3 separate regions of the Mus musculus genome follow, and regions 1 and 2 are each linked to region 3. A link is a loop called in an ENCODE intact Hi-C map of the cell type or tissue named here. Cell type or tissue: left cerebral cortex. All regions are shown on one strand.

The links. A loop is a pair of places that touch in the nucleus more often than their neighbours do. Peaks named below come from ENCODE experiments on the same cell type or tissue, not always from the same donor. Only the 100,000 strongest peaks of a DNase experiment are listed, where the experiment ranks them.
Region 1: a loop joins it to region 3, with 1.9 times the contacts of the local background. A loop is called at or near these places in 2 of 42 quality-filtered maps.
Region 2: it touches region 3 in a loop (7-fold over the local background); 16 of 42 quality-filtered maps call a loop at or near these places.

The regions. Positions count from the first base shown.
Region 1 is chr2:165,162,782-165,170,781 of GRCm38, forward strand. It overlaps Cdh22 (cadherin 22), which reads right to left. Exons shown (of 12, transcript NM_174988.3): 3 at 7,842-8,000. Among named protein-coding and RNA genes, the nearest start is that of Gm36803, 43 kb to the right of the region's middle. In left cerebral cortex, no CTCF peak of the experiment used is centred here; a DNase peak (open chromatin) is centred at 4,472; H3K27ac peaks cover 255 bases.
Region 2 is chr2:165,070,151-165,078,150 of GRCm38, forward strand. Cd40 (CD40 antigen) reads left to right here. Exons shown (of 9, transcript NM_011611.2): 9 at 572-1,504. The coding sequence ends at 763. Among named protein-coding and RNA genes, the nearest start is that of 1700025C18Rik, 17 kb to the right of the region's middle. In left cerebral cortex, CTCF peaks have their summits at 432 (motif pointing right) and 4,960 (motif pointing right); DNase peaks (open chromatin) are centred at 429, 3,285, 4,608, 4,957 and 2 more places.
Region 3 is chr2:165,229,354-165,237,353 of GRCm38, forward strand. It overlaps Cdh22 (cadherin 22), which reads right to left and starts at 5,384. Exons shown (of 12, transcript NM_174988.3): 1 at 5,202-5,384. It overlaps Gm36748 (a long non-coding RNA gene), which reads left to right. Exons shown (of 3, transcript XR_375215.3): 3 at 1-3,561. In left cerebral cortex, CTCF peaks have their summits at 4,214 (motif pointing right), 5,447 and 5,668; DNase peaks (open chromatin) are centred at 1,503, 4,278, 5,435 and 5,642; H3K4me3 peaks cover 2,482 bases; H3K27ac peaks cover 1,083 bases.

The DNA.
Region 1 (8,000 bases), 67 kb before region 3:
AGCACAGGGCAGAAGGGTGGGGTCTGGCCTGAAGAGGTGAGGGAGCATTTTGCAGAGGCTTAGAACACCCCTCCCTCACTCTCTCTTTTCTTAGGGATCTCAGCCACAGTCTTGGCCCTGTGCATGTTTCTAATGTTCACCCCCAAAGGGCTTTCCTGATACCCTACATTAAAGGCCACAAGATCTTTGTCCTCTCAGCACTCACGTGAGGCTGTACTCATAGAGTCCAGTGGGTGACCTTGTGTGTTTGGGATGCTGGTGTCTGCATCAGCAACAACAGTCTGGCCAATGGAAGAAGGCCAATGTGGTAAAGGGGGAGGGGCAGGGGTTGATGTAAGAGTAAGAGTGTCTTCTCTTATTTCTATGCTCTTCGTTGTCTGAGACAAGGTATCTCATGGAACCTGGAGCTAGCTCACCAAGTCGGCTAGAGTAGCCGACTAGCAAGCCATGGGGACACCCCAGTCTCTGCAGACCCCAAGGGTAAGGACAACGCTACTTCTGGCTGGGTGCTGGGGAGCCAAACTCAGGTCCTCCCTCATGTTTGCATGGTAAGCCCTTTACCCACCAAGCCACCTCCTCAACCTATAAACCCTGTAATGTAGCTGCACTCATTCACTTGATAGCTATCAGGGCCCAGTGTGTTAGGCCCCTGAGGCAGGATGGTGGCTCCATCAGCTCGGCACCAGGTGCCATGTTGGCTTAGAGCCCAGCACAGACGTGGTGCTCACGTTTGGATGGATTGTTTTTCTTTTATTTAGTTAGTTTTAATTTTGCATGTTATTCATTTTTATGTGTGGGGTGTGGGTCGGGGAGGTGCATGTGTGTGGAGGTCAGAGGACAACTTCGTGGTGTTGGTTTTTCTCTGTCTTTGCATGGTCCCCAGAGCTAGAGCTTGGGTCACCAGGCCTCCATAGCTTTACCCGCCAAGCCATCCCGCCAGCTTTTGAAGAGCTTGTTGATGGAAGAGACAAACTGAGGATAGGTGTCCTCTTCTCTGTCTAGATTACCTGGGATCCCTGGGGGTCCACTCCGAAGGCCAGGGCCCCCTGCCACCTGTCCCCACCAGAAACCTCCCATCCTGTTGTCCCTCCAGCAGGGGAGCAGGAGCTAGTGCTGTTGCTAGGCAAGAGGATGTAGCACATATAGATCTTCCTGGACTTTAATTAAAAACATCTTTAGAAGTCGTCTCTGCCGAGGCCAGCGATTGATTCCTGGCTTGGGCCCTAGGGCTGCTGAGCCACACTCTGGCTGCAGATGGGACAGTTGGAGACTCCCCGCTTACTGCTTGCTGCCTTCTGCAAATGATACCCTCGGGAACCACCCTCCTCTCCTCTCTGCTACCCAACCCCCCCTCGAGCCCCAGATTTGGGAAACAGACTGCATGCCCTGACACTTTTATTCCTGCTCTTGGACCTCGGTTCCCTTTGCTGCAAAATGGGGGTGTCAGCATTTAAGAGAGAGCCCATGAAAGAGGATGAGGTGAGATTAGAGGCGTGAGAGTGATTTCAAGCTGTAAAGTACTTTGCAAGGAAGCGTGGAGACTGTCCCCCGAAGAAAGCTGTGGATGCTGCGTTGAGAGTTCTGATTCCAAGGTCTGTCTCAGCTTTGACTACAGAGCCTCAGACAAGTCACTTGTCTCTTGTTGCATTTACTTCCCATCTGGCAGAATGAAGACAGTAACACCTGCCCTCCTTATTCCCGGGATTGGAGGATAAAGGCGAATCGCTCTGTGAAAGCAGTGTTAGCTGATAGCTATTATTTACTGAATATCCCAAGAAGTGCGGGTTGTACTGCAAAACAGGCTCTGTCTACTCATTAGAGATGCAGCTCACAGGGAACTGGAGCCAAGGGGATGGGACTGTGGCAGGGGCCTGCAACAACCACACTTGGTTGAGCCCCAACCCTGTGGTCCAGCCACACCACTGCTACTGTGTGGTACACCATGTCCCCCACCCTGCCCTTACAGCAGGCATCACTAATCTTTTGTGGTACTCCTTTCTGTTGAGCCCAAATGAAACCTTCAAACTCTCTAGTTGCTACCAGTTGATGGAGGTGGTTGCAGGAGATGAAGCTGACTCAGTGCTGTTCTGAGGTTGGGATGGTCCCCTGTACACTGTGACCCTGCACACATGTGTGCAGGGTGTGAAGTGGGTACCAGGAACCCCAAATGTCTGCTCACTTGGGTCTCAAAGCAAAGTAAATTCCAGCAAACATTGTCTTGACACGTTACAGGCTCTCCGAGTCAAGCACCCTGGACGCCATGCATATAGTGGGCGCTAATAAACATTGGCAGGTTTCAATGGTCTCTGCGTCTCCTGCAGGTCACAGAATAAAGCAGTGGCTAATGAACCCAGATTGAATTGAGGCTTTGTGTTTTCCTTCTTCCTTTTTGAGAAAAGGTTCCTCTGTATAGCCCTGGCTATCCTAGAACTCACTCTGTAGACTGGGCTGACTTGAACTCAGATCCATCTGCCTCTGCCCCCCCCCAAGTGCTGGCACTGCCTAGCTGAGGCTCTGTGTTTTCAGTGGTGCCAAGCACTGTATTTTGCATACAGTTGGCATCGATGACTGGAGAAGTGGAGTTGGGTCTGGAAACCCTGGGAGACTTGTATCCTGGAGGATGCAGGAATCCCCTCACTGTATCTGGGCCAGTTTGTGACAGCTTAGGAGAGGCACCCAGAGCCCCTTGACCTCGCTTCTCCGCCCAGACTCAATGCTTGTCAACTTCATGAAGCCCCAAGCTTTTGCCTCTTCCTCTGCTGGTGAGTCTCCTGCCACGGCTCTAGGAGAGTGTTCAGACTCATCCTAGGCACTTTCACCGGTGTTTATGGTGCACACCCCTGTCTTAGCCAGACCGAGGATGAACTTGCTCCTCCCTCCATGACAGCTCCAGTACTGAGCTTGCCTCTCTCTCCCCTATTCAGTCCTGCACTGACCCTGTGGGCTCTGCTCTGAAATAATACGCTGGCATTCTTCTTTCCCATTGCCTCTTACCTGTCCAAATGCTGCCCCCTCTCACCTCCCTCTTTCTGCTCCTAGTCTGTATATCAACACAAGCTAGGCCATTCTTTTAAAGTATGCATCGGGTCTTATCACCTCTCTGACTCCATCTCACTCAGCCACCACCAAGTCCTAGGTACTTCAGCTTAAGACCTGTTTAGGGAGGTACCCAAGCTCTGCCACCCTCCCTGTCTCTTCTTCTGCCTGCAAACTCGATGAGCACAGCCTGTCCTAGGGTCCTTGCACGCATAGCTCCCTGCGCCTGCAATGTTCTTTGAATGTGGCGGCAGTTCAAGTGTGGTATCCAACCCAGCTGCAGCTCCTGGGAGTTTGTTATCCTTCCTCGCAGTCAGACCTGCTGGATTGGAAGCCCTGGGGGTGTGGCTGAGGTGGAGCCCTGTGATGGAGTGCTTACCTAGCCTGCATGAGCTGAGTTTGATCTCCAGCACTGCAAAGGAAGGAGCCCTCGGGGGATGGATGCGGCAACCTGTGTTAACTAGCTCTCTGGATAATTTGGGTTGGGAACCCTGCTTCGAGCTGCTCCTTCACTCAGTTCCCTTCTTTCAGTGTGTGATTCAACGCTCTCATAAAAAGAGAGTTTCTGGCTCTGTGGATACGGAAGGCACTTGCTGTGCAAATGTGGGGACCTGAGTTCTAATCCCCAGACCCATATAAAGCTGGGTGAGATAGTGCCCATTTGTAGTTCCTATGTGCCTGTAGCAAGATGGGGGGATGGAGACAGGAGAATCGGCAGAAGCTTACAAACCAGCTAGCCTAGTCATACAGGGGCAAACAAAAGACAAGCTGTACCATAGGGACCAAGGGTGGAGGATGACCTCTGACCTTCACGTGTGCTCAGTGTCGTGTACACACCCACACTCACACACTCGAACAGGCACACACTTACAAAGACATCCTAACATACATCTAAAAAAGGGGGAGAATTTCTACCAAATTCTAGCCAGTCTGATTCCCATCATGAAGGACCCCCAATGCTCAGCAAGTAACTCTGACCCCTGGGGAAGGACAGGGGCTGGCTCAAGGTCACAGGGGTGTTGGGCCTGCCAACTGTCTGCTGAGGACTTGCTTCTCTGCACCGGCCCCAGCGTGGGCTGGCATGGCCCCCCCCCCCCCCCCAGCAGCGTGGTTCAATGGCCCCGGGCTCACTTTCCTTCTCTTTTAAGCTCTGAGTGGTTTAATTTGCGAGCACAGCTGCCTTTCATGTCGCAAGCTGCGTCCCAGCTCCCTCTGATCTCGGGAAGCTGCCCGATCCACTGCCGCTTGTCGGGCCCCGCCCTGCTCAGCCCTGATCAGGAGGTTCAGTTAATTGTGACTGATTTTCAAAGCCGCCTGGAGTCTCCATGAGCACCCAGTGCCGGATTTGCTTCTTCAAAAAGTTACTCAAATAAAATCAACTAATTTAATTTCTGCCTTTTCCCGCCCCCTCCTCGGTTCCCCAGCTTGTCCAAAGTGAGTCACCCTGCCTGCCTTTCTTCTGAGTGCTATGTGAGTTCAGGCTGGGACTCAGGCCAGTGCCTCCTACACTCTGTGGGACCTGGGATGCACTCCTGTCCTCCTCTTGGAGTTCAGCTTCTCCATCTGTGCAACAAGGACCCTTGCCTCTCCGACAACCCAGAAGCCAACTGCAGGGGCCAGTTCCAGCACTCGCTGGCTTCAGGACTCTTCCCTCTGGGACCTGGTGCTCCCCCCTGTTCAGTGACTTGTTGACAATAGCTCTACCATGCTCATCAGGGAGGGTGAGGTGGGGATTGCTGAGCACCTTGGCCCCAGAGCCAGCCTTCCTCTGTAGTATGGTAGAGAGAACTTTTTTAAAGGCTTTCTTGAAAGTCACTTAGATGTAACACCTGTTTCCGTTCCTAGCACCGGCTCTCTCAAGCTTTTTGGTCTTTTCTGTGGGAGAGTGTGCAGGTCAGGGAGACAGCTAAGTGGGCAGATGCACTGGCTTCGCAAGCCTAGTGAGTGGAATTTGAGCCACGGACCAACATGGAATCAGGATGAGGTAGGACACATGTGTAATCCAAGCACTTCTACAGCAAGATGGGAGACAGAGACAGGAGAACCATCTGAAAGCTCAGAGGTCAGCTAGCCCGGAGTACAGAGCATAGCAGTAGAAACAAGAGAGACTCTGCCTCAAAGGAGGTAGAAGGATGGCCTTGGGAAATGACTCAGGTGATAAAGGTGCTTGTCACGCAGGTCTGAGTGCCTGAGCTCAAAACCTTAGAACCCACATTGGAAGGAAAGAGCCAACTCCCCAAAGCTGTCTGATGACCGATCTCTGTGTGTGTGTGTGTGTGTGTGTGTGTGTGTGTGTGTGTGTGTGTGTGTGTGTGTGCGTGCGTGCATGTGTGTTTAACTTCTTAATTTAAAAAAATGCACATGTCAGTTTTGGGAAAACATAGACAAGACCATATCCTCTTGAGCCAGAGATTAGGTAAGGGCTGTTGGGCCTGGGAAGTTGGGGATTTGAACTGCCTCTGATTTGCTTGTGACCTTGGACACACCACTGTCTCCTGGGCCCCAGCTTCTCTGTTATATAATTCATATCTAAGCTCTCGGCAACTCTAGACTGTCCCGGGTCTTTGCCACTGACAACCTCCTAGGTATCTCCCCAGCCCAGCGCTCCCCAATGACCTGGCTTATTCAACGGACAGTTTAAAGAGCTCTGTTCTGCTTCCATCTCAGCACGTCAGAAACCAGACTCCCACTTCCCTTTCGTCTCCCAGAGCTGTTCTTCCAGCTCAGGAAATGGAAATCCCATCCAGTTCCCAGCTCAGGTCAAACCCCTAAACATAAGATGTGAGTTCTCTCTCTCATACCTTACATCCAATCCATTAGTGAACACCTTCAGCCTAGCTCTCAAAAGACATCCACCAGCGACCTCGTTTCCGTGTCCCTTCTCTAGTGCCACTTTGAGAGATGCCGCCACCATATTCCATCTTGACAACTGCACCTTCTGAGCAACCAGCTCCTGCCCCTGCCTTCCCTATACCTGTTCCCTCCTCATGGAGCAATCACGAGATCCTGTTAAAACCAGGCCAGAGCCTATCATTCTTCTGAAGGGGACCCACCACAGCTGGTCTAGCACGTGCAGAATAAAGATCAAGATCTAACCATTATGTACATGGCTGCGTGATACTCAGGGCCTTTGCACATTCTGCTTTCCATGTGCTTTCCCCACCATGGCCATCTTTGCACGTCACTGCTCCAGAGTCACTTCTGAGGCACCTTACTGCTCTGACCACTTTTTTCTGTTTATTAATGTTTGTCATCTCTAGCCAGAACATGCTGTTTGTAAGTGTACGGCTCTTGTTTTTCTATACATAGTTAGCCCTCCCATGCCTAGCACACAGTAGGCATTCAACAAATTTACTTTAAGTGAACAAATACTATATGCCAACAAACACCTGGCCAGTCATAAGGACAAAGGGATTTTCAGGCTCTGCTTAGCTAGTAAGCATGTATACATCAAACACACACATGTACCTGCATGTATGTATGCAGGGCTTACATCTCTGCTACTCAGTTTTCCCACTGTTCCTTTGTGCCTCCTATTTCCTCCGATCCACATTTCCCTTTGACTCTCAGCCATCTGCTTATTGAGCCGGATTTGGTCCAACCTGGATACACAGAGGCTGACTGTACCTTCCCCACAAGTCTAAATGCCCTGGCTTCTGATGTGTAGCCATAGGGCAAGAGACCCAGAGAAAGGCCAAGCCAGCTTGCATCATCCAGAGATCCTGTTCTTTGCCTGTCTGACTTGCAGACTCCTTTGGGTAACATGGTGAGGATGGAGTGGCAGCCTGAGACCCACAACCTGTATCTCAGTCAGGGTCCACTCGAGACTCAGTAGCCTGGGCAAAGTGGAGCCTTGATGGCCATCTAGCCAGCTGTTTGGGATCCCACCATGGCTGGGTAGGGCAGAGGCATGCTATCTACAGTCTGGGCACAGTGCTCTATTCAGATGTGTGCTGAACCAGTCTGTCTCACATCTATAAGAAGCTGTGTGGTTTTTTTTTTTTTAAACTTCCACAAGTGGGTGTGTGCAGTACCCCTGGGTGCTGGCAGCCACACCCAGCAAAGAGGAATTGATTCTGTCAGTGCCTCAGAGTCTTAGCATGGGGCTGGATTCCCCAGGCAGGAGGATCTCTAAGTTGGGGCATGCCAGGCAAGTGAACAAAGCTGTCAACGTGGGGGTCTCCAGTTGTACCCTGATGGAACAGCACCCCAGCAAGATGACACTTGCTGAAGCTTTCCAATGTGGTCACCATGGCAGCTGTTTGCCCAGTAGCCTGCTTTGTTTGAGGGTCATTTCCTGTGCCTGTGGTGGGTGGCTATGCTATGCGAATATGCGAGATCATATTCAGATTTGCGCTGGCCTGGTTGTTGCTATTTTAACCTGGAGATGAGCCAGCAGCTGTGCAGGGGCTGTGTCTATGTGCAGCTGGACTTTGAAGAAGAGCTGTAACCATGTCAAACATGGCCATCCTGTGGGGCTGTGTCTCTGAGCATACAGTGTACATGTGTCTAGGTGAGCTTGCATTGCACGGCTAAGCTTGAATGTGTAGCTATTCCTGAGTATTCAGTTGTCACTGAGTCCACAGACATGCCCACATCCTCATGGTATATGGATGTAGCTGAGGTCATGTGTAAGCTTTGCCCAGCTATGTAGCTGGGAATGTGCCCTGCTCCAGGCTGTCCTCTGCACCCAGGGGTAGCTACTCTGTCTTTCCTGCCCTTTCCATCAGGACGAAACCAGCACATGCCAGCCTCCCTTGGGGCATCCTGACCCCAGGCCTCACCCATCCCCACCCCCGGCCCACCTGTAGGTGACAGCTCGGCCACACTGCCAATGTAGGGGCCGTGGAGAAAGCGTGGTTCACTGTCGTTGATGTCCTGTACTTTGATGATGAACTCCGACTCGGGCTCCAGCAGACGGTTGGTGGCTCGATCCCTGGCTTGGGCCCGGAGTGTGTAGAAGG
Region 2 (8,000 bases), 160 kb before region 3:
AATAATGTGTACATGGGTGTGTGGACCCTCTACGCCATGAGCATACACCCAATACCACGCCACACTCCGCGCGCGCACATGCGCGCACACACATGCCCAAACAGGTTTAGGGTCCGTTCCCTGGAACATATAGGTGGGCTACTCGCACCCCCACCCAGCCCTGCTCTCAGTCTCCATCGCTTCCTCCTACTCAACTACTTCCCCTTAGGGCAGAGCTGGGCACCACTGGCAGAGAAACTCTGGCTGTGCTTTCCTCCAGCCTTGAATGCTGGGGATGGGAGTCGGCGGCGGGGGGTGGGGGTGGGGGGTGGGGGTGGGTGGATCCCGCCTTCAGGGGCCAGTAGGTGGAACCAAAGGGGCAGTTTCTCCTGCTGGTCTGCAGTGGCTCTGGAAATTTCCTGCCAAATTTCATGTGTCCAGCAGGGGGCAGAAGGCATCCAAGAAATCAGTTTTGGTACACCCCCATCCTCCCACCCCATTGGAAAGGACTTGAAGGAGGGATTCTATTCCTCAGAGGCAGGGTGGCTCTGTGGCTAGAGGTGACATTGGACCTTATACCTTGACTCCCCAGATCTTACCCCCTGCGGCTCGACGGCAAGATCCCCAGGAGATGGAAGATTATCCCGGTCATAACACCGCTGCTCCAGTGCAGGAGACGCTGCACGGGTGTCAGCCTGTCACACAGGAGGATGGTAAAGAGAGTCGCATCTCAGTGCAGGAGCGGCAGGTGACAGACAGCATAGCCTTGAGGCCCCTGGTCTGAACCCTGGAACTGCTTTGGAGGCGATGGCTCGGCTCGGGAGCAGGGGCCTGGCTCTGAGGACTGCTTGCTGACCTTTGAAGTTTGAGATGAGCCAAGACAGAGCCCAGTGCAGCTAACTCTCATGCCTGCCCCCTATCATTTCTCAACTTGCTTTTTAAGGATGGAGGGAGAGCTCGGGCATCGGGGGTCCACAGTGATACCTACCAAGTGCAGCAGTGCAGGACCCAGAGTCGTCTTGCTGCGGCGTTCACTGTAAGGAGTCATGGACACAGGAGTCCGTGGCCCACAGCTTGTGCTGCTAGAGGGCACCTGGTTGCCCATCAGCAGGGTACTGGCTAAATAAATCTGTAATTATTTATACAATGACATCTCAGAAACTCTAGCAGGTGGGGCAGAAAACAGGTAGTAGAATGATGGGTAGAGAAATAGCTTTTAAAACACATTCCAAGGCAGGTAAGATGGCTTTTGTGAGTAAAGGAGCTTGCTGCCCAAACCCGGTTACCTGATTTTGATCCCTGGGACTTCATGGTAAAAGGGAGAGAACCAAATCCAGAGGGTTGTCATTTGACCTCCATGTGTGCTCTGTGGTAATGTACCCCGTGTGTGCACATGTGCACATATCCTAAAATGGATGTGGTGGTGTATTGTAGAAATTATTTAATCCCGCCCTGGGGTTTCTACCTGTGTGTTACCATTTAGTTCTTGAATAAAAGACACACTCAACCTTTATATTTACAATAAGCCTTAAACAGCACAAGAACTGGGCACCTGCCTACCCTGTATGCTATTTGAATCTACTTTCCTATTGATAACCCCCAGTTATTACTTACTACTTACTATGTTTCATCGGGGCTGCTCTTATCTCCTATTGGCCAGCCCCAGGTCCATGTTCTCTTAAACTCTCCTAATCCATGGTGGCTTCTCTTTCCTCCATTCACCTCTTCTCTCTCTTGGTTCTCTTCTAACGCCAAGCCCAGGAATACTAAGCCCCACCTATGTCTCTTCTGTCTAGCTATTGGCTGCTGGCATCTTTATTTACCAATCAGAAATAACTTGGGGTCACTTGGGGGGGTTGTCTACAGTACAGACTCCAGGTCTTGGGGCCACAAACCCATTACAATACAGAGCAAGATCAAACCTCAACAGTGGTGCATGCCTGTAACCCTAGCACTCAGGAGGAAGAGGACTAGGAGTTCAAGGCTAGCCTTGGATATATAGTTAACTCAAGGTCAGCCTGGGCTACATGATTGTCTTAGTTGGGGTTTTATTGCTGTAAACAGACACCATGAGCAAGGCAACTCTTAAAAGGACAACATTTAATTGGGGCTGGCTTACAGGTTCAGAGGTTCAGTCCATTATCCTCAAGGCAGGAACATGGCAGCATCCAGGCAGGCATGGTGCAGGAGGACCTGAGAGTTCTATATCTTCATCTGAAGGCTGCTAGGCTGAAGCTGACTTCCAGACAGCTAGGGTGAGGGTCTTAAAGCCCACACCCACAGTGACACACCTACTCCAACAAGGCCACACATCCTAATAGTGCCACTCCCTGGGCCTAGCATTTACAAACCATCACAATGATACTGTCTCAAAAACAAACATTAAAGAGCAACAACTTCTCCCAACAACCCGAACCATACACACAAAGCCACACATCCTTCAAACAGTTTTTATATACGATATGACAGTATGTAAGCAGGCTGCATATTATATTTGAATACAGTATGTATAGATATGGAAGGAAAGCTAAGATACCATGAATGCCTGTGTGGGTAAAACAAAGCATTGAAAATCCCAACTTTGACAGTGGTCTAGCGAGATGGGTCAGGGCTAGGAGCAGCAGCTCCTGCGAAGGCTCTGGGTTTAGTTTCCAGCCCTCACACAGGGCATATGTGTATCATGTGTGCACTGTCCACACAGGTGGAACACTTGTACACATAATATAAACGAACTATCTTTTTTAAAAAAAGAATGGTGTGGTCTGAAGTGGGTGGGTGGGAGTGTTGTGTTTCCAATAATGCTTCATTATTTTTCCAAGAGAACAGAAGATTCATATAATGATTATGTAATTTTAAAAAACCATCAAACATGTACAAAGGAGATGAAGGGTGGACATGCTGGGTTTGCTGTTAGGTTGAAAGAATTAGGATCTTTTCTGAGCTTAAGTAAGAGTGTCCCCAGACTGCTGTGTCTCCAGGGAGTTTTGCCTGTGTGCTCACAACCAGCAGCAAGCTTGCAAGGCTTCAGGTACACAGAAGCAGCCTTGCAGGGCAGGCAGGGTCGGTGTGCCTCGCTGTTTTGCAGGGGTGCAAATGGGTAAAAAGAGGTGGAGTGACTTGCCATCGGTGACACAGGGCTGTGCAGTGGCCCATGAACTCTCATCTCCAAGCTGCTCCAAGATCTGGCTCTCTGCTTTCCAGAACCTAGGCATGGTGGGCGACAGCTTTCAGGGAGATCCTGGGTCCCTCTCCTGCCCCACGACAACATCTCGGGATAAAAATAGACCATCCTGTTCTCTTTTCCTGCTGTGCCAACTGTAGGGGAGCCTAGCCAGGAGGAGCGGCAGATGGAGTGGGAGCAGAGGGGAGGGAAGGAAGGCCGGGGGACAAGGAGGGGAAGGAGGAGACGTGCCTGAAAGAGGGTTCCCGCAAGACTCCTACTGAGGTTTAACCCGTGGGTCTCAGGATGTTTGGATCCCACTGCTTAGAGGGTGGAGCTGGCAGTGGCTGGTCCTGATGGAAGCCGGGGATGCTGAGGGACGAGGGTGCAGCTGAAAGCCAAGAGAAGGACACCTGGCTTTGGCAGTCTTCCCAGAAGAGCTTCCAGGGCCATTTGGTGGCACCAGGTGGAAGCTTCAGTTTAGAAAGCAGAGGGAAGTATGACAGAGGGGGAGGAGAACTTTAGGGTCTAATACTCATCCCCTGCCTAGAGCCCAAATGTTGGTGGCGCTAACTTCCATGGCAGGGTGTGTGTGTGTGTGTGTGTGTGTGTGTGTGTGTGTGTGCGCGCGCGCGCGCGCGCGTGCGCGTACACATGCATGTGTGTTGGATAGAGGCAAAAGACTCATCTCCCACCTGTTACCTGAGTGATCTTGGGCCAGTCACTGCCACCTTTGCCTCTGTTAGAGGGCAGCTGTCACACCCTCGCGGCAGGTGCTGGTGGCGGTGGTGGCTTCCAGACTCTCCTCCAGGTTACAGGTTCTTGGATTTGAAGGAACAAAGTGACCAACTGTGAGGGTTGCCGAGAGACAGATTGCTGGGCCGCACCTCCCATGTTTCTGGCTCAGATCTGGGACCAGGACCAAGAATTTGCATTTCCAGCAAGTTCCCCAGGTGGTCCTGATACTGCAGGATCAGAGAACACACTCTGAGTACAGTTGCCCTTGGCTCACATTGCTGTGTAAGCAGTGGGTTTCCTGTTGGCTTTGGGATTAATGGTTGGGGCTTCCCCCATCCTGGATACTTTTGTGGCTGTGGTGGCTGCAGGCCAGGCTGGGAACAGCTAGGAGAGTGAGTGCCCAGGAGCACACACTATCAGTCCAGCTAATTGAGATAGTGTCTTATGCACGCCAGGCTGGCCTGAAACTCACCACACGGCAGAGGAGGGCAAGCTGACCCTCCAGTGCTGGGGTTATCAGCATGAGCCACCAGAAACAGTTCAGTGCAGTTCAAGGGACTAAACCTGAGGCTTTATGCATGTCAGGCAAACACTATGTCAGCTGAGCTGCCTCCTATCCCTGAGGGGTGACCACACCCCGTTTCCCTAGAGTGATGTAACCTCACACGCCCACAGCCTGCGCATGGTCCTGCTGCTTTTTGTCTGTCACTTTCTCGGTTCAACGTGTTCCCTGGCTCAACTCCCTGACTCACTGTCTGCTTCCATTCATGTCTCTGGTCGGCTTCTGGAAGTTTCTTCCGAAAGTCTGCAGAGCCAAGCATAGCAAAGTAACTTTTGTATCTTTTAGCATCCCTCCCAGAGGGAAGAGGTGGGCATGCTCTGGTTCTACAGCAGCTTAACATGAGCTGTCTGTGATGCCGGGAGTTCCCTACAGTATGGGCTTCTGCCACACATCCCTGATGAATGAATGACTGGTTTTCTAAGGATCCTTCCTGTCCAGCCTGAATGTTAAAGGGAGGACCAGCAGGTGTTGGGGTGGCAGAGATGGAGGGGTGCCTGTGATGCTGATAGTGGCCAGCAGGTGGCAGCAAGGTAACACTCTAAAGTCCTTGCTGGCTGCTTGACAGTCCTAGGTGATGATAGCTCTGCTTTGAGCTGGCTCTGCACAGGGCCCATGCTTTGGAAATGAGGCCTGTCCTCCTGCCTTCCTCACTCCTCAGTTCTGATTAGAACTTAACAGGCAGTCTCAGTCTGAACACTCATCTGAGGTGTGGGATCGTACTGCACCCATTTCACAGATGGGGCTTAGAGGCCAAACAACTTGTTCGGATTAGAGCTGAGATCTAGATCTAAGTTCGTTCCCATCAAGACTGGGACAAACGGGGGTCTGAGCTGGGCAACTAAGCGGTCGAGGATGTAGGTCTGGAGACTAGAAAAGATGAGGCCACCTGGGCCAAGATCCCTTCCCTGGGGCAAAGTCTATTGGCTCTTAAAGGTGCTTCTCAGGGGGGAATGAGAGGGTTCTGCGTTGTTTCCCAACACGCAAATGCAGCTAATTTTATAGTTTGAAGGTCTTGTTAATATGGAGGGTTTAGGATGGAAAGACAGGGAATCTCAATGTATTCAATCCTTTGCTTGGCGCGCGCACACACACACACACACACACACACACTATATATATATATATATATATATAGTCCTGACAGGAACATGAGCAGGTCAGGTAGCGTGTTCTAAGCACACCGTCTTCATCCTCTGCCATTCAGGAGGTTGGATGAAGCCCTAGGGGCTTTGGCTGAAGTTGTTACACAATGACCTGGGCCCAAGGCACTGCAACCCAAGACTTGGACACTGCTTTTGGGCAGCCCTACTAGGTACAACGTAGCCTGAGGTGGCCCTTCTCCAGGTGTGCGCACACAGATGCCCTCTCGCAGACTCAGGCTTGCAGTAGGTTCCTTGGGCAGCAGAAGTTATTAAAGGCTGTGCCCCGGAGGAGGATTGCTCTCCCCTGGAGTCAGCCGGGCATAGAAAATTACAAACCCACCCGCCGGGGTGGGGAGATGCAGTTTTAATTTAAAAAGGGGGTGGGGAATCGTGCTGCAGTTTGGGGTGGGGAGGTCCTTCCTGAAGGAGGCTTTTCTGAAACTAGTCGTGTGGTAAAATAAGAATTCTAGAAAGATCACCTGCTGGCAACCCAGCAGGTGTTGCCCCAGGGGCAGTGGGCTGGGTCTGTGCTTCCTCTTCAGCACCAGGCCTTCTGTCTCTTGCCCTGCGGATGTGTCGATCTGGGTCTGTCCGTCTGTCCAGCTAGCCCCTGCCTCCTCCTCACACCAGGCCTCCCTCCCACTTCCTTCAGGGACTGTCTGGCCCTCAATCCATCCTTCCCACTTCCTGCCCACCTCCTTCATCTCCAGCCCCTTCACCACACCCGGGTTCTCTCTCAAACAAGTGTTATTGTTTTGGCTAATTATAAAAGCCATACTCCAGAATCACACCCCCATCGGAGCGATGCACAGGGCCAGGAAAACAAGGCCACCTGTGCGCCTCCCACCATCCTGCCAATCATAAGGTACGGTCCTTTCAGAATTGCTTTCTGTGTGCCACAAATAGTTTTTAAACTTGAGATATTATTACATGCACTGTTTTGTAAGCAGCTTTCTTTGCTTAGCGGGATACACCAGATGTCTCTCCGTGCCAATAAATATATAGAGCCACAACATGGTTTTAATCGCTCCAGATTCCATTTGTATGGCAGGCTCCTGACTAGTTAGGGAGCCCTGATATTGCTGGACTAGAAGCATACTCTCTTCTGGTCTTCCTCTGGATCTTCCTGAGGCTCTCTCTCTCTCTCTCTCTCTCTCTCTCCATCATCCATTTTCTTTCCATCCACTCCCTCTACTACTTTCCTGCCTCCATCCTTGACTTCTCTGGCCCCGGTTGTTCTCTTTGAGCTCTCTGCACCCCGCCGAGGGCTGAGGGGGTCGTCTGTGTTTAACACCCGCTCCCCTGTGTCAGACGTGTGCGCGTCTCATTAGCTAGCCTGTCCCCCCAAGTGAGGCAGGCAGGAGCCACTGTAGCAGCAAGAGGCCTAATTGAATGTAACTAATTATTCACTCCCTTAAATGGGCCTGGGAGGGACGGAATTACTCACTCCGAACTGGGGAGACAGGGAACTGGCCGGCTGGCAAACAAATCCTGGGGCCTGCAGAGAGGCCTCTCCTCGGAATACTAATTAGGGCAGGAGTGATGAAGGCAGGCAGGAAGGCAGAGACGCCTCTTCTGGGTTCTGCCTTGAGTAGGATTTCAGGGGTCTGGAGGGGAAGGGATGCCGGTATGGAGGATCGCAGGACAGCGTTACTGTGTGAGTGGATGGAGCCTGGGCTGGGCGTGGGCTAAGTGTGTGGAACTGAGGGGGAGTGAGTGGGGCAGAGGTGCTGTTGGTACCAGGAGAGCCAGTTGACTAGGAAGATGCCTCTCTGGTCCCCATGGCTGCCAAGTGCAGGCTCTGTACTCAAGGCCAGAAGTCTGCAATACTGGAGAGCTCTAATATCTGGAGGACGCGGTCATCCCACTAGGGTCAAGCTGGGGGCTCAGTTCTGGGTAGCTGCAGCTTGGCCCTAGAATTGTCCTGGGTGAAGACTTGACCACCCCGTTGGGATCTCTGCTCTGACACATGGGCCCGTGGGGTCCAAGCTCTCAGCTAACACACACCCAATAACCTCCACTCTGCTCTGACTTGGGACTGTAAAGAGCAACCTCACAGGGAGTCGGGGAGGTGGGACCTCAAACCTGAGGGGCTCTGGGCTACATTCCTTTGAGCTGCGCTTGGAGGGCACCAGGGACTGCCCAGATATGGAAAAGAGATGAATCAGGCTTGGGGAGGGGGTTACAGACTAGAGAGGGGGTAAGGGGGTTTTGTGTGTGATTGGTTCAGTAACTGTGACTCCAGAGGCCAGTTTGCCCCAGAAGCATCTTCTACATTACCTCAATCAGTCTTATCAGCCATCCTTTGACTATGTGTGGTTATCCTGGGAGAGTCAGGTCAGTTCAGAGAGGTTGAGCAAGTGACCCCAGGTCCCGCAGAAGTGGGTGTGTACCATTTCAAGATTTAGCAGAGACCCAA
Region 3 (8,000 bases):
GTGGCTTGGCACTGTTGTCAGTGACAGCCTTCACCCACCGGGTGCCAGAAATGGCCTCTGACCCGGATTCATTTCTAGACATCACCCAATGTCCTTTGGGGACCAAAAGTGGCTCTGGCTGAGAAACACTGAGGACATGCGGAGAGCAAGAAAGAGGGAAATCTCCTCCTAGGGTTCGAGGCAGAGTGGTGGCCACTGGGTGGTGGCATAGGGCTCACTGGGCAGCATCTGAACCCGAGAATTAGGAGCCCTACAAGACCTCTTAATGCTTCAGACTAGATGTGGGGTGAACCCCCTCAGCCTTGGGACCTCACAGACATGTGTCCAGCCCCCACAAGGAACCTGGCTTTTCATCACTGTACCCTGGGTCCCGTCAGCCTCTCGCAAGCATCTGTCCCCGGCCGGTCCCCACTGCTTCTGTAACCCTTGCCCCATATTTACTGTCACCATGACCCAAGAGCTTCATGCGCCAGACATGGGCACACGCGTGTCCACCGCATTCATCTGGCCCTCTTGGGCCCTAAAGGCAGCAGTCGTAGCAGGCCTAGCAATGGCAGCCCTGGACCTGGCTTCCCAATTTAGCCACTCTCCCTGCAGCTGGGCTGAAGCTTCTGCAGACAAATGTCACCAGGTGCTTCCCTTGTTGAGACCCTCAGGGTCCCCACTGCTCAGAGACACCATCCCATATCGCCTTCCTGCTTCCTGTGGCTCTCCAGCCATACAGGCCCTGCTTCCGAAGCCCCAGGGGTGGCTTCCCTGGGATCCCCATTCCATGCAATTGCTTCAGCAACTGGGTTGGCAGTTTCCCACCCTTTCCCCCTCAGGGGACTTCCAAACCCCTGAGCCTGGAGCCCCCTTCCTCTCCAGTCTGCCTCCCCCTTGCTCCTTAAAGGACCATTATTCAATCCTACAGGGCCCTGCTTATACCTCACTCTGAAAGTTTCTGCCACTCACCCACAGCTCTTACCACCGCGCTGAGAACCGCTTAATTATCCGCGGGCCATGCTGGACCGATGGCCTCCTGCTGTCTGGGATTAACAGTTGTGTTTCCCACCCTCAGCACACCGCTCAGCACAAACTCATGCCTAGCAAACACATGCTCGTGTGTTGGGTTTTTTTTCCAACTAGATGATGAACGGATGGAAAACTGCACAGACAAGTGCATGTGTGACCTAGGGAAGAGACTGTTGCGTAAGTTGGGTCATGGGGCTTTGGACTGGGTGTTGAGAGGAAGAGCCGTTCAGGCCTTGAGCAGGATCATTGGGTTGGAGGCATCGTAGAAGATAAAAGAGGATGCAGAGGGGTTACAAGGACCTTGAATGTCACTGTGCAGAATCTAGACTTAATTCAGTAGGCGATGGGGAGCCATGGAGGGGTTTTAATCAAGCAAGTGACGTGATCCCACCTGTGCTGAGGAAGGATGCCTGTGACTGCAGCAAGGACTGTGGTAGGAGGAAGACCGGAGGCCTGCAGGCTGGCGAGGAGGTTTCCATCATGATGCCTGAGTCAGAGTGGGAATCACGGGATGGGTTGGGGGAGAGAAGGCAGAAACTAGGACAAAAACGAATCTGTGAAATCTAGAACCTTCCTTTGTCCCTTGCTACTTAACCAGCCAGTTTCCACAACCCTGGAAGCTCAGGAGGAGCCTGAGATCAGAAAAAGTCTGATTCTAGCCCCCAGGTAGGCAAGCCATTGTGGCAAAGCCATTGCGCTCAGGATTATTAACAGAGTATTACCATAATCAATTTTGTGGTTAACCAGCGACCTAAGTGCCCATCATGGTGCAGAGGAAACTAACTTATGCATCTTTCTTTCTTTCTTTCTTTCTTTCTTTCTTTCTTTCTTTCTTTCTTTCCTTCTTTCCTTTTTTTCCCCACTCAGCAACCTAACAACTGAGGTTCAGAGGTTCAGAGAGGTGAAGTAACTTGTCCAAAGTCACACAGGCCCCAAGTCATAAGCCCCGCTTGCATCATCGACAGAGCTGGTTGGTGGCAAGCAGACAGTCAAAGCCTGGGGGTTCTCATGAGGAAATAAGGAGTCCGTCCCCTCCACGTGATTGCAGGTAAGGTGGGGCCGGGAGGAAGCATGGTAGTAAAGAAGCACCTTCAGGCTCTGGAACCTTCTATACTCAGACCCAGACTATACTCAGATGTAGGGAGGCATGGTCCCCTGTAAGAGAGTCTGGCTTAGGAGTGGGTACTGTTTGTGTCCTTAGCATTAACAAAACAGGAGCCTCTTAGGGCAAGCAGCAACATGGGCCCAGAACCCAGGAGCATCACCTTTGTGCAAATTAGAGGAGAGTGTGCCCTCCTCCGGGCTCATGCAGTGCCTTTAGGGCTCCGACTTGTTGAGTGGAGCCCAAATAGATTTTAGATCCTCTTCTCCTCCTGTGCTGAATGCCCTCAAGACAGTCAACAGCCAGCCCAAGGGCACGACAGCTATGCCTCCAGCCTCCCTGTTCTAAACCTCTGCCTCGCACATACATAGACTCAGGCTGTTGTGCAAGGTAACTTTCCTGTTAGTTTTTACCCTTTCCTTGTGAGATGAAGTCTAGTAGTGCCCATTGTCTGGATGACAATGTTGAGATCAGAGCCTGTCCTGTGTAAGGCAGGGGTGGGGTGGGGTGGGAACATGACCTTAGGCTTTTGTTTTTTGTTTTTGTTTATTTTTAGAGATCCCAGTTACAGAACTCAAGCGGCCAAGAAGCAGAGGCATCCCATCCAACATTCCATCTTAAGGGTGCTCTGAGAAGCTAAAGCTGATGGAGAGCCTCCTTTGTATGTGGGGGACATTCAGGAAACAAGGCTTCAGTTCCTGAGCCTGGACTGAGGTGTTGGTCTCCTCCCAGCCAAGAACGACTGATGCAGCCTGTCTTGGTTCCCGAGGGAGGGCTGGTATAACCCTAGCTTGGGTCTCAGCCTAGCCCCCCACCCTCTCCTAGGCTTCCCAGCAAGGGTGCAGTTACATAAACAGAAACTCATTCCCCCCCCCCCCCCGGGCTGTATTTCCAATGGATTTTCCTGATGGAAGAAAACAAGAGAAAAACTCAGATAAAAGAGGAAATTTAATTGGCCAACTCCTTTATTGGTGTGGTAAATAAACTGTTCCAAACTTTGCTGTGGTGAAGATCCCTGTTCCATCTCCAGCCCGAGGCCTCACAGGGAGTCTCAGAACTCCACAGGATACGGACACAGAGAACCCCAGAGGGGGAAAGAGGCTGAGGCCCAGCCTCTGTGCAAAAGCAACCAAGCCACACACACACACACACACACACACACACACACACACACACACACTATACACATGTACCCAGGGTCACCACAGTTTTTCACTTAACAGCTTTCTCCCCCTGAGAGCTCTGGGGATCTACCTTAAATACCTCATGCTGCATGGAAGCAAACGCCTTCCTGCTTTGCCTGCAGTCTGAGGACAAGAAATGGATCCATTTTCCCTCACACTCACCCAGCATACAATTGGTGAGGCCCGGATATCAGGGTGTCTGGGTTCCCATTCTGCCTTTTGATAGTGTTTGCCCTGTGACCCCAGAACCCACCCTCCAATAAATACTTCAGGATGGGAAGGAGGACAGCCCAGGTAGATAGAATCAGACAGGGTGCCCCAGAGGCAGATGTCCTAGGCTGAGAGACCTAGCTTGGTAAAGCACCTGCTGGGGAGCACAGGTACTCTTGTAGTGAAGGAAGATCACAGAGACACCCCCACTTCATCCCAAGCAGTGTTTAAGGGAACACTGGAAAAAGCCGGGAATCCTGCTGCCGCAGAGTAGAGGCTGGCTTGGGGAAGAAGATGCCTTCTGACCTGACAGACACTGAGGCAAGAAGGGTGAAAGAAGGTGGCAACACTGAGGATGAGACGGGCCAAGCCCCCACATCCCAAAAAGAGTCAGGGTGGGCACTGGTGGGCTAGCGTGGGAGATACTCTGAGGGACAGAGGACATAATGGATAGGCTTCCAGGACAGAAGGAGAAGAAGCAGAGGCAGTAGCCAATACTAACAATCAAGACTCTGGCCAAGTTGAGCACTCCTGCTGGTTCTGGGACCCAGGGAGCTCATCAGATGGAACGCACACCCTCCGACCAACGCCGCCGCCGACTAGGAAGGGTAGGAGAGAAAGCAGGGGGCTCCTAGCAGCGCGAGCCGGACAAGCCTTCAACCGGCCGGGCCCCGCAGGCTTCAGCCGTCGCTGCTGTGCCCGCCAGCAGGGGGTGCCTCTGCGGCTTGGGGAGACCTCGGGGGACTCCAGCCTCTCTCTGCGCTCCGCCCGCTGCACCCTACAGGGTCGTCTCCAGCAGCACCCAAGCTGGGGCAGGGACCCGACCAGGCCACAGCGGAAGTGGCGAAGTCAGGTCCCGAGCCAAGGGAGACGTGGTTAGGGATAGTGTCTATCGAGGGTCCCGCAGCCTGTACGCCCTCACAGTCGCAAGGTCCACGCCTCCCGGTTCCGCACCCCGGCCTCCGGAGGGTCAGTCCCGAGTGGCGCGTGCTTTGGACGTGAGCCTGTGAAGCCCGGTCCTTCTCCGTGGTGGGGACAGAGTCCCCGGAGTCGTGTGCGGATGAAGAGGGTAGAGCTACCTCTCAATCTCCACCGGCCATCCGACGGCCGAAGGGAGCAGGGGGTCACGTCGGCAGGGCCACAAGGGTCCTCATAGCCTGTCCAGCTCACCCCACCCAGGGGTGGCCGCAGCCGCGCGTGTCGCCGCGGCTCGACCCGCACACGCACCCGCGCGGCGCACACGCTCCCGCCGCGCCGATCGCCGGGCCTCCGGGAGGGGCTGCGAGCCGAGCCGGGGCGGCGCGGGGTGGGCGGCGGGAATGCCGGGGTCCCGGCCCGTACAGAGGCTGGATTCTCCATCTCCCCACCCCTCCCCGCACTCCGGCCCTACACCCCTGGCGCAGACACCCCCTTCCTCCCCGGCCTCGGGGGCATCCTGGAGCTCAGGACACAGGGACCGCGACTCCCGGGCCGGGAGGTGGCCGGGCTGGGCTCCGCGCCGGGGAAAGTTTGGACGTGGGAAAGTCCCTGTCTCCCCGCCGGGGAGGGGGCGCGGGATGGGCGCGCTTCAGCTGTTGCCCCGGAGCCCGCGCCGCGCCGCGCCCGCCTCTCCCCGGCCCGTGCACCCTCCCGGCCCGCAGCCTTCCCCAGCGGCGATCGGTTGTCCTCCCGCGGGTGCCGCGCGCTCTTACCTTGGGGAGCGGCCGGACTGCACCCTGGTCCGCGCCTTGGGACGCCAGCAAGCGGCAGGATCACAGCCAGGTCCGGCTCTGGCGTCCGCTCGGAGGAGCCGAGGGAGAGCGGGAGCGAGAGGGGGAGCCGCGGCGGCGAGTGCGCGCGTGTGTGGAGGAGCGAGAGAGCGAGGGAGTGTGCGTGTCTGACTAGGGGGGAAGTGTGCAAGGGACGGATCCCTTCCTTCCTCCCGCAGCCTCTGGTGGAGACTCGGAGAATGCAGCGCCCGCCGGGCAGGAGCGCCGAGCAGCGCCGAGCCGCAGGCGGCCGCCGGGCCGGACCCCGCAGCCAGCCGGGGAGCCCGGCCCCCGCCCCGACCGCACCCCTCCCTCGCCTGCGGGGCCCGGAGGCTCCGTCTCCCCCGTCGCCGGCAGCGGGAAAGCCCCCGGGGGAGTGCTCCTTCTCCTCCTCCCAGCCCAGATCCGCGCGAAGGGAGCGCCCCCAGGAGGGGAGCGGGCTCCCTCCTTGCCTGGCGGTTCAGCTGCCCCGAGGCACCCGTGGCAGACTAGACCCTGTCCCCACCACTCCCCTGGCCAGACTTCGCTGCATCTAGCCCCCCTTCCCCCACACACTATGAAAGCCCGGCTTCAAAAGAAGGGGGTGCAAGCGAAGGTAGAGGCGGGCTTCTCAAGTGGCCACCCCTGGCTGGCTGCCCAGAAAGGCCCTTTGCACAGACCGAGGCTTCAGAGACAATCACTGAACATTGAGGTGGACAGAGCCCCTGCCCCGGGGCTGGGAGTCTGCTGGCAGGTGGAAGGTCAGTTGTCCTGGGAAGAGAGCCACGCTGGTCATTCCTCTTTAGGAGCGAGCTCTGGAAGTCCTGTGCCTCCAGCCAGAATAAAAGAGTAGGCAAACAAGACAGTCCAGCCTAAACTTCGTGCCCTCTAGCATGAGGCTAATAAAATCCACCCCCACCCCCCACTGTCCAGAAACGCTTGCAAAGCCAGATTTTCCGTTCTTGCTCAAATTCAGCTAGCCCAATGCCCGATGTCTTTTCTGCCTAGACTGTTTCCTTTTTCTTAGCTGCATGGGTGCCAGCCAGGTGACTGAAGTGACCGTGCAGCTGTATGTCTTTGCCATCTGCCCCTAACCAAGCATCCTGGCCTGCAAAACAGACGCTGAGTTAAAGAGGTGACAACGCCCTCCCTCCGAGACCCTGATTCCTGATGGTCCCTAGGGACCCATACTCCAGCTCGCCCTGGCCTGCTCACCACCGGGAGCTCTAATTTCCACTCTCCCACTCCTCCCTAGTGACTGGTGTCTCCTCTGGGTGGTTGCATTTCTAGTCCTTCCAGCTGAACTCCATCACTCTTATTTATTTTGAGATTTATTCTCCACCTCGACAGCCGGTTCCCTCCCTTAAGTCCTTCTTCTCTCGGTTCATTCCCTTCATTGATCTCCCAAGCGTTGCTTTTGTGCAGTCTCCTGGTCTTTTTCCTCCCCAACCTCTCTATTCTTAGCCTCTACTCTTTCATGCTTTCAGAGACCAGAGGCTGGCCTTCCAGATGCATCTCCACACTTTCTGCTTTCTCCCTCTCTCCCCGACTCACTTTTTGCAGCTGTGGATCCTTCTTTTCTGTCCCTGCCCCAGGCCTGGCTGTGTGCTGACCCCTCAGGACTCTGACCTAATTACAGGGCCATAGGTTGTTTGGGCCTGGGCTGTGATAGCCTCCACATTTGCCTGCACACAGTGGGGTAAGCCACAAAGTCTCTTCTCCCCAGAACTCCATTAGAGCCTTACCTTTTACTCTCCCAACATCTCACCTTCCCCTTTAGGTTGCCTCCTACCCTTATCCAAAAACCTCCTCTCGGCGGCCTCACGTCCTGGGTTCTGGGAGCACTTGAGATTCACCATCGTCAGAACTGCTGTGATTTTGCTTGTATGCAGATCGGTCCTATTTTACAGACGAGGAAACATTTTGGAATATCAGGAATACACAGGCAAAGTGGTGAGAGTGGATTAGTTAGTACATCCTGCCTGGGTTCTCTGCTCTGGAAGAGGGTAAGCCAGGGCTCTTCTGACTGTAGCAGTAGGTGGCAAGAACAGGAAGAGATCCCATGAAAATCTTGGGGTGTCATAGAGGTCTCTTTCCCAGCATTGACTCAGATCAGATGACACCAATGTAACAACAGCAGCTAGTAAGCCCTGTACTACCTATTAATTTTTATGTAGATTATTTCATTTGATTGACACAGCAGACAACCTACAAATTTATAGACAGGGAGGCTGGGGCACTGAGAAACGTGAAACTTGCAGAAAGTCACAGTGCACATGGAATAGTGGCGATAGTGGGGATTTTGATCCTCCTCAGGCCTCTGAGCTGAAGGGACAGGGACTGTTGCTTCCAGGCAAGCAACAGGCCTAGGACATCCCAGGTTTCTTTATGCTATAGTATGTATGAGGTGAGCATACAAGGAGAGTATCGCTCTTGCTCTTCCAGGGTCTGGATGAAGTCATGGAGGACTTGGGGGAGGGGTGTGGCTGGGGATTATTCTGGGAGGAACTTGTGAGATTCCATCAGAAGAGCCAGCGGGGTTTGGTACATTATGGCCTTTGGAGTAGTCATCTGCACCCCTGGCTTTGCCCTCTCTTGAACACAGGTTCCCTTCACCTCCACCGCATGACATTTGGACCCATAATCCTTTGTCACCGTGCCGTCCTGTGCATGGCAGTCTGCCTAGCAGCGTCTCTAATATCTGCTCACTAAATCCTGTGGCACCACCCCCTTCTTCTAGTTGTGACAACTATAAAAGCTGCC